Linked DNA regions of Homo sapiens: region 2 is linked to region 1. Evidence: read pairs that join two places in POLR2A ChIA-PET (ENCODE). Cell type or tissue: PC-9. All regions are shown on one strand. Links, peaks and the distances in the headings refer to the core of each region. The heading gives the core; the rest is flanking DNA. Region 1 overlaps KRT8 (keratin 8). Region 2 has its middle 30 kb from the start of SMIM41-AS1.

What was found. Peaks named below come from ENCODE experiments on the same cell type or tissue, not always from the same donor. Only the 100,000 strongest peaks of a DNase experiment are listed, where the experiment ranks them.
Region 2: POLR2A ChIA-PET joins it to region 1 with 5 read pairs; 10 of 35 experiments call an interaction of 5 or more read pairs at or near these places.

The regions. Positions count from the first base shown.
Region 1 is chr12:52,893,478-52,897,853 of GRCh38, forward strand. KRT8 (keratin 8) reads right to left here. Exons shown (of 8, transcript NM_002273.4): 8 at 3,714-4,141. The coding sequence ends at 3,951. Among named protein-coding and RNA genes, the nearest start is that of MIR9898, 3.3 kb to the right of the region's middle. RefSeq lists silencers at 535-713, 1,628-1,922. In PC-9, for the core only: no CTCF peak of the experiment used is centred there; DNase peaks (open chromatin) are centred at 1,794, 2,124 and 3,184; H3K27ac peaks cover 3,066 bases.
Region 2 is chr12:52,145,771-52,150,146 of GRCh38, forward strand. No RefSeq gene overlaps it. Among named protein-coding and RNA genes, the nearest start is that of SMIM41-AS1, 30 kb to the left of the region's middle. RefSeq lists enhancers at 1,595-1,889, 3,949-4,376. In PC-9, for the core only: no CTCF peak of the experiment used is centred there; DNase peaks (open chromatin) are centred at 1,791, 2,471 and 2,941; H3K4me3 peaks cover 2,335 bases; H3K27ac peaks cover 4,000 bases.

The DNA.
Region 1 (4,376 bases), core at 218-4,217:
GGCCGAGGCCTCCTGGCTAACATGGTGAAACCCCGTCTCTACTAAAAAATAAAAAAAATTAGCCAAGTGTGGTGGCAGATGCCTGTAGTCCCAGCTACTCGGGAGGCTGAGGCAGGAGAATGGCGTGAACCCAGGAGGTGGAGCTGGAGCTGGCAGTGAGCCGAGATCATGTCACTGCACTCCAGCCTGGGTGACAGAGCGAAGACTCCGTCTCAAAAAAAAAAAAAAAAAAGAATTATATATAAAATGTATTTGTTACCTATTCAAAAAAAATTGTTGGCTGGGTGCAGTGGCTCACACCTGTAATCCCAGCACTTTGAGAGGCTGAGGCAGATGGATCACTTGAGGTCGGGAGTTCAAGACCAGCCTGGCCAACATGGCAAAACCCTGTCTCTACTAAAAATACAAAAATTAGCCAGGTATGGGGGTGCACGCCTGTAATCCCAGCTACTTGGAAGGCTGAGGCAGGAGAATCTCTTGAACCCGGGAGGTGGAGGTTGCAGTGAGCTGAGATCAAGCCATTGCACTCCAACCTGAATGACAGAGCAAAACTCTGTCTCAAAAAAAAAAAAATGTTTTCATTTATATGCGTTAAAAATCTAGTATTACTGGCCAGGCACAGTGGCTCATGCCTGTAATCCCAGCACTTTGGGAGGTCGACATGGGCGGATTCCTTGAGGCCAGGAGTTCAAGACCAGCCTGGCCAACATGGTGAAAACTCGTCCCTACTAAAAATACAAAAATTAGCTGGGCGTGGTGGTGGGCACCTGTAATCCCAGCTACTTGGGAGGCTGAGGCAGGAGAATCATTTGAACCCAAGAGGCAAAAGTTGTAGTGAGCCGAGATTGTGTCACTGCACTCCATCCTGGGTGACAGAATGAGACTCTGTCTCTAAAAAAAGGCTGGGCACAGTGGTTCACGCCTGTAATCCCAACATTTTGGGAGGCCGAGGTGGGCGGATCATCTGAGGTCAGGAGTTCGAGACCAGCCTACCCAACATGGCGAAACCCTGTCTCTACTAAAAATACAAAAAATTAGCTGGACGTGGTGGTGGGCACCTGTAATCCCAGCTACTTCGGAGTCTGAGGGAGGAGAAACTCTTGAACCTGGGAGGTGGAGGTTGCAGTGAGCCGAGATCGCGCTACTGCACTACAGCCTGGGTAAGAAGAGAGAAACTCCATCACTCAAAAAAAAAAAAAAAGCTAGGCTTAGTGGCTCACGCCTGTAATTCCAGCACTTTGGGAGGTCAGGAGATGGAGACCATCCGGGCTAACACAGTGAAACCCCGTCTCTACTAAAAATACAAAAAATTAGCCGGGCGTGGTGACGGGTGCCTGTAGTCCCAGCTCCTCAGGAGGCTGAGGCAGGAGAATCGCTTGAACCCGGGAGGCAGAGGTTGCAGTGAGCCGAGACTGCACCACTGCACTCCAGCCTGGGTGACAGAGCAAGACTCTGTCTCAAAAAAAAAAAAAGAAAAGAAAAGAAAAGAAAAAAAGAAAGGAAAGAAAGAAAGAAAGAAAGAAAGAAAGAAAGAAAGAAAGAAAGAAAGAAAGAAAGAAAGAAAGAAAGAAAGAAAAAGAAAAAAGAAAAAAAAATCTAGTATTGTCAAGAGTCAGGACACCACTTACATAAGCTTAGACTGATTCTACCTCCATGAATGGGGTTTTAAGTCCTGCCTCACAGGATCGTTGGAGACTTGAAATGAGATGACACACAAGCAGGTGAAATGGATATTTAAGAAATGTCAGCTCCTGTCCTTCCTAAGTTTCCTCATCTAAATGACCATTGGATTTCCAGCTCTTCTGTCTGTGTAGTTTCTGAAAGATAAATGGGAGGGATGGTGTCCCCTTAATGCTGGGTGACCTTGATCCCATGGTAGATGCACCAGAACCTGGAAGGAGCAAGCAGGGAGGGAGGGAAAGGGAATTCTCCCTGGAGCCATCCTGCCTTTCCCTGAGCAAACACCCAGGGCGTGGAAACTCCCAGGAGACTATCTGGTGGGGCCCCCGGCTGCCCCCAGCATGCCTGCTTCTGGGAACAGGGCCAGATAAGACAGGTGACTGGCTTCAGGGAGGATTGGGAGGGGCACAATTGAAAATATTGACTTAGGGCACCCATGGTAAGAGATCCTTCTCACTGGGTGCTGTGACTGCGCTGGGCTCTTACACCACCCACCTGATTCTTGCTGAGGGCCAGGCTACATGTGAGCAGAAGGCAGAAGGTTGGTATTGTTTCATGAAATTTTTGTTTCAGTTATATATATGTATATATACATATTTGCAGGTGGTGATAAAATGAATTTCTTACTGTGGACCACTGCCAAAATAGATCCCCTGCTCTGGATAATGGTGCTGTTAATGAGTACTACCAAAGAGTGAGATCCTCTAAGGTGACAGTGTGCAAATCCCTGGGCCTGGCCCTGGGGCTGAGTGGGAGGGGTTGGCAGTGGGGGGTTCCTGGGCTCAGTCTGGAAGCCCAGCTCCATCGATGTGGGTAGCTAGGGAGGCACTGTGTGGTAGTTAGGGAGGTGCAGAGATGGGGCCCTCAGAGGGGAGCCCAGGGGCTGGGAAGCTGAGGACCCAGAGACAGGAGCCCTGGAGAGAGACCGCACAGCAGAGCCTGACAGGAGCTTCCTGCACCAGCCTGTCCCCACTCACAGTACCCTCTGCCTGTCTCTGTCTAATCTCCATTGGTGTTTCAGAAAGTCTGGAAATGCCCCCATCTCAGTCGTGCTAAGGGCTTGTGCACTTAGCCCAATGCTGAATGGACAGGGTGGCTGCCTGGAACTCTGTGCTTGTGGCAGTGGAGCAGGACTGTGGGGATGCACTGCCCCACCCAGCTGTGTCCTAACCCCTCCTGCCCTGAACCTTGGAGGTTGTCTCAAGAGTCAGGCAGACCCCTTCACACACTGTGCACACCCATGCACACACAGTACACCCTCCACATGCAAACACAGAATGCACACACGCCCTTTATATCATACACACAGCTTGTAAAAAGGATAGGAAGGGGGTGGTGGCTGTGACTGAGTGGAGTGGGGAAGGGCCAAGTCCCACAATTTCTAGCTTCTAGAAATTGTGGGTATGACACACCCAATGGCTGAGAATAGACTCTGAACCTCTGAGGGGATGGAAAAGCCAGGATGCCTTAGTCCCTGACTGCAAAGATTGAAGGTGATAAAAAGACATGTCTGGCCACAAGGAAAGGCCATGTGCCTGGCCAAGGAGGAGTACAAGCCTGAGAGCTGGACAGCTCTGGGTTCCAATGCCAAATCTGCTAGTTTCTAGATGAGCCAACTACTTGGCTTCTCTGAGCCTGGCTTTCCTTATATGCAGATAGTCCTGATGCCAAGGTGTAGGGGAAGCACACTAAGCTCTCTGCTGATAATGCCCTCAAAAACTTGCTCTGCCTGCCTCTTGAGCCTTGCTGCACAGATCACATGAACCTTGGGATTTGAAAGCACACTGTAAACCAGAAAGCACTGTGCACAGGTCAATGACTATTATACAGGTGTAGATATCTATGGCAACAAGCAAGGTTTCAACCAGGTTTCAATAAAGGAGCCTCTTTAGGAACAGCTGAGGGGGTCAGACTTTCCCGCTGTGCACCCCCTGCTTCCTGGACCCCTCCCAGCTTCTCAGTCCCAAGAAGAGGCCTCCTGACCACCTCCCTCCCACCCCAGTGGACATCAGATGCACACACAAGCAAGGACATTGGCAGAGCTAGCTGAGGTTTTATTTTGGACCAAAAAAAAAAAGCAATTGAATTGTTTTGTAGCTGGAGGCATGGGCAAGGGGGGTCCCCAGGTAGTAAACTCCCCAGGTGGGCTGAGGGCTAGGGCTGAGCCTCAGGTGGGTCTCCTGTTCCCAGTGCTACCCTGCATAGCGGCCTCCTTCCCAGGCTCTGGGGCAGCGCAGGAGGGGTAGGCTGGGAGGGGCTGCCGCAGCTGTTCACTTGGGCAGGACGTCAGAGGACTCAGACACCAGCTTCCCATCACGTGTCTCGATCTTCTTCACAACCACGGCCCTGGAGGAGCTGGTGCGGCTGAAGGAGCTGGAGCCCGCGCCAGAGCCAAAGCTGGAGCCCAGGCTGTAGCTGAGGCCGGGGCTTGTGAGGCCCCCATAGGCCGAGCTCAGACCACCTGGTGAGGGACAGAGGTAGCCACATGAGTACAGAAGCCCACCCCATGGCAGGCTCCATGCCCCTTCTCCCTGCTCATTCCCAACATAGCCCCAGGGATGGGAGGTTAACCCAGCTCTGCCTGATCAGTGATTGCATGGTTCACTACTCCAGAACTGTCAGGGAAAACCAGGAGCAGGGTGGAAAACAGCTGCCATATATATAGCTGTGTGACCTTGGACATTTAGCTGCACCTC
Region 2 (4,376 bases), core at 271-4,270, 750 kb before region 1:
GGCTGAGGCCTGAGTCTGAATGACCCCCTACAAGTCTTGCCATAAAGCCACTGGTGCTGGGAGGGCGTCTGCTGTTCTTAGTGGGGAACACGTCATGTCCCCAGCCCCTGTCCCTCTGTGTCAGCTCCCAGCCTGGGCGTGCACAGTCGGGTGCAGCAGAGGCTCCTGATGGCTGGACAGGGGGCCAGTGTGGGCGCAGTGTGGGCAGTCTGAGCACAAGTGGGGTTTGTGGGCAGTGTGGATGCTGGGGGGCTTAGCGGAGGGTTACTGGAGACGATAGAGGTGTGCGGTGCTCCTGGGCTATAGAATAGGGAGGAGGATTAGAAAGGGCCTGGGAAGGCAAGGCTTGGAGGGCTGGTTAGGTTTTGGAGCAGTGGTTGGGCTGACAATGGAATTTTGGGCACACAGATGATCTGAGAGGGGTGAGGGTCAGAGCTGGGGTTTAGGATGGGATTGGTTTAGGGCTGGGTTGTGAGGATGGAGTAGGGCTTGAGCACAGAGAAGCAAGTAGAGTTTGGGGCACAGTTCAAATTTGGGGTTAGGGTTGGGATTAGTACCATGTCAGATGAAGGGATGGATTCAGGGCTGAGGGTGAGGGCCATTTGCAGTTAGCACCGGGCACAGCTCGGGGTTGGGTGAGGCTGGGTCAGGGCGAGGGCTTCTGGGGTAGGATCAGGTGCGTGGGGCCTGCTGAGAGTGTCCGAGGATCTGCTCGTTCTGCCCTGTGGTGTCCCTGATGGGCTTTTTCTCCCTTTTTGCAGGGTTGCTCTCAGCTATGGCCTTGGTTGGAGACCCAGCTGGTGGCCAGACCCCACCACCCTTTGGGTTTGGACCAGGGCTCCAGGAGGTGGCATCCTGCAGTGGAGCCCCAGACTCTCCAGGGATGGAGTATCAGCTGAAGCAGGGGCCCCCATTTCACACTGGAAAGGGCCTGGGGTTTGGGGTTCCCCCCTGCCGGGGAATCCAGGGTCCCCACCCCTGCCTGCTGCCTGCCCTCCTGCCTCGGCCTCACTCTGGGTCCTTGTCTGGGAACCTTAGCACCTTCTTTGAGCCGCTGGTGGTGTTGGCGCACTTAGCAGAGCAAGCCCTGGCCCCTTTCCTCACAAACCTCACTCCCAGGTCTAGGCGGGGAGGCTGGGCTGCTCCTCATTGTCTTAAGCAGAGCGGTCACCTGAAGGCCTGGCCGTCTCACCTTGTCATGATTCCTCCACATTTGAGAGTGACGGAGGGGCAGGGAGTCAGGGCTGTGTCCACAGTGTGTCCTCAACCCAGACTGAGCCAGGCCCATGGCTCTCACTGAGGTCCTCTCCTTCTGCCTTGGTTTCCCTCTGAGTCCAGCCCCATGGGGAAGCTGGGCTCCTGGGCCTCAGGCCTGATGCTCCCTGTGCCAGGGCCTGTCCCCTGCTACTGCACTGAGCTGGAGTCGGGGGCCTGGTTGTGGGCTTCTGCTCCTGGTCTCAGCGAGACCTCCAGGCTTCCTTGGGCCCAGCTCCTCATCTCAGCCGGTCGCACCTGGGCAAGTCCAGTCAGTGTGAGGGGCTACTTCGGTTTCCTCACTGTGGCAGGGATTGGGGGAGCTCCTGAGCCCTGGGCTGGGGTGGGTCCGGAGGGGTGGGGGCTCCTGGCTGGGCTGGGTGTGCCTGTATGTGACTCAGGCTGGATGCCCAGGCCCTGAGCTGGCGGCTTTGTTCTCCCACTGGCCGGGTAGGGTGCGTGCTGCAGCCCTGAGTCACCCGGGTGTGGCCGAGCTGCTGGCGGGACACCAGAGCCATACACCGCCACACTCACAGAGATCCACACACTGGAGCTCAGGACACGGCGCCCTGAGAGCGGAGGGCCCCCCTGGTGTGGGTGCCGTCACTGGTGCCTTTCCCTCGGTGGTGCTGTGAGACATTCCCAAGAAGCTCCTTGGTGACTAAGGGCCCTGTGCTCCTGGAGCAAACTCAGCTGTTTGCTGAGAAGGCCTTCCTTCTCTTCGTGGTTACTCCCTGGTTAGGGCCTGGAGGGGGACCTGCAGGCACAGCTGGAGACCCTGAGGGGCACACAGAGCCTTCCCCCGCTGCCTGATAAAGGGCATATGCAGGTGACCATGTGCCATCTGTCCAAACTGTGCACCCACTGGATCCTTGAAACAGTTCTGAGAGGAAGGTGCATTGTTCCCACTTTACAGATGCGGACACCGGGGTTGCTAATAGTTGTCCAGAGTCACCCGACTAGCATGTGTCCCACTGGGACGCTCCTCCTCAGGTGCTCTGTGTGGCCTGGTCCCGGCCCTTCCTCCACTTCAGTCCAGCTCACCACTAGGACCCCCTCGACACCACCCCTCGCTCAGTCAGGCAGGGGCCCACAGGGCCTGGGGCCAGATCTTCCCATGGGGAGTTGTGTCACTGTCCCTCCCAGGCATGGGGCCTGGCGCCCAGGCCCCTCCACTGCCTCTGAGGATGAAGACACAGGGCTCTGCTGGACTCCCTGGAGCGGCCCTGACCTGCTTTCTCTGGGCTAACAGTGGGAGGTCCTGGGGGACCTCCCTACTTGGGGGATCCAGGCCTCACTGCCCCCAGGGACAGCGCAGGAAGTGTGTGCATATCTGTGTGTGTGGGATGGGGCAGGAGAGGCAGCTTGGCTTATACCGGGTGTTGGGGGAAAGCAGTGCAGGTTCGGGGAACCTGGGCCCTGAACTGCATGTGGACAGCCCCCTCCCACAAGGGTGAGGATGGGCACACAGGGGCCCTGCATCCTAGGCCAGGCTTGGGTTCTCGGAGGCCAGCTGGAGCTCGCCTGCTTTTCTCAGGTAGACCAGGGTCTGCTACAGACCCTGCTGCCCCCAGAAAGGCCTAGCCTGGTGCAGTGGGGTGAGCGGGCGGGGTGTGGCCCCAGGAGCTGGCCCCACCCCCTGCACCACCCTGCTTTGTCAGAAGCTGTTTGAGGCAGAGAATAAAGCACCTTATTAGGTAAGAAATGCCTTCTGCCAGGTGGGGAGAGGCCAGGCCCGCCTCTGCCCCCAGGCCTGCCTGCCCCGCCCTGGCAGAACACCAGCTTCTGTGGCATCTCAGTCCTGGCCCGAGCCCAGCAACCCCACACCCCCTCACCCCATGGAGCTCCGGCCGTCCTGCCCCAGACTTGGGTGGGGGCACCTGGCATGGGGAAGCCTGGCCCTCCCACCTGGGAGGCAGAAGAGGCAGCCTCACGAGTGTCAGCTTGGGGGCTGTGTGACCTTGGCCAGGTGACCCCTCCTTCCTAAGCCTGAACTTTCTCTTCTATACAATCAGCGGGTGTGCAAGGGGCCTTGAATTCTCCTGAGGCTTCTTAACCCCATTGGGTGTCCCTCCACTTACAAACACGGGCCCAGGGTGCACCCGTCTCCAAGGGCGTAGTCTCAGCCCCCTTGCTCCAAACCCAGAGCTTGCCTATGGGGCTCCCCATCTCTGTTCCAGGGAAGCAGGGGTCCAGGGCAGGTCAGTCAGTTTTCCAGGCAGGGCAGCCTGCTTGGCTTGGCTAGTTACAGCAATGGGGCCTTGTAGAGACAGGACCTGAGGAAGCTGGCGCTGCCTCCTTAGACCTGTTTCTCTGCCAGAAATGCCTCCATTTCCAGCTGTCAACTAGAAGCCGACCGTCCCCAAAGCCCCCAGGCCAGGCCTTAGGTACAATGTGTTTTGCATCTTCTGTTGCCCGTTGGAACTTGGCTTTGGAGATAAAAGTCCTGACTCCACATTTCCAAAGTGTCTTTTAAGCATTATCCGGTTTGACTCTTATCTACAGGACACTTTGGCAAATGAGGCTTCACAGCATGGCTGGTGCTCTCTGCCCTGGAAAGGACAGTAAAGGAAGGGAGCCTGTCTTGTCTCTGTCGGTCCTGGAAAGATTGGAGCTGGGGGCGTCCTTGGATAATGTCTAGACCAGCCTCCCACTGTGGAGTCCAGATTGGCCTAGAGCCCAGGATCCTGCCCCCTCCTCCTGCCCCCTGTCCTGGCCAGAGGCTGCCTGCTCTCCCTATTCCATGTCTTTCTGGCCCAGCCAGGGGACACAGGGTTGGGGCAGGTTCCAAGCCTCCACCTCATGGAGGATCCCTGCTGTGGGCCTTCCTTCCCTCTGCCTCTGTCCCGTGGAGCCTTCTGGCTTTCCCATTCCTAGCATAGCAATTGCACAGAGGTTTTGCAGGAGGACTGACAAGGCAACTTCTGCTGTGCGAAGAAAACAAGGCAAGACACTTGACCATGGCCGCCATGCACAGCTGCCCTCTCCCGTTCCCAGCCTCCCCTGCATGGAGTGGCCCTCAGAGGCTTTTTGCGCTCCCCTGGCCAAGTGCACAAAGGGCCCTTCAATTCCAAGTTCCTGTGGCTGCACCCCCTCCTGAAAGCCCTGGGGCTCAGGGAATC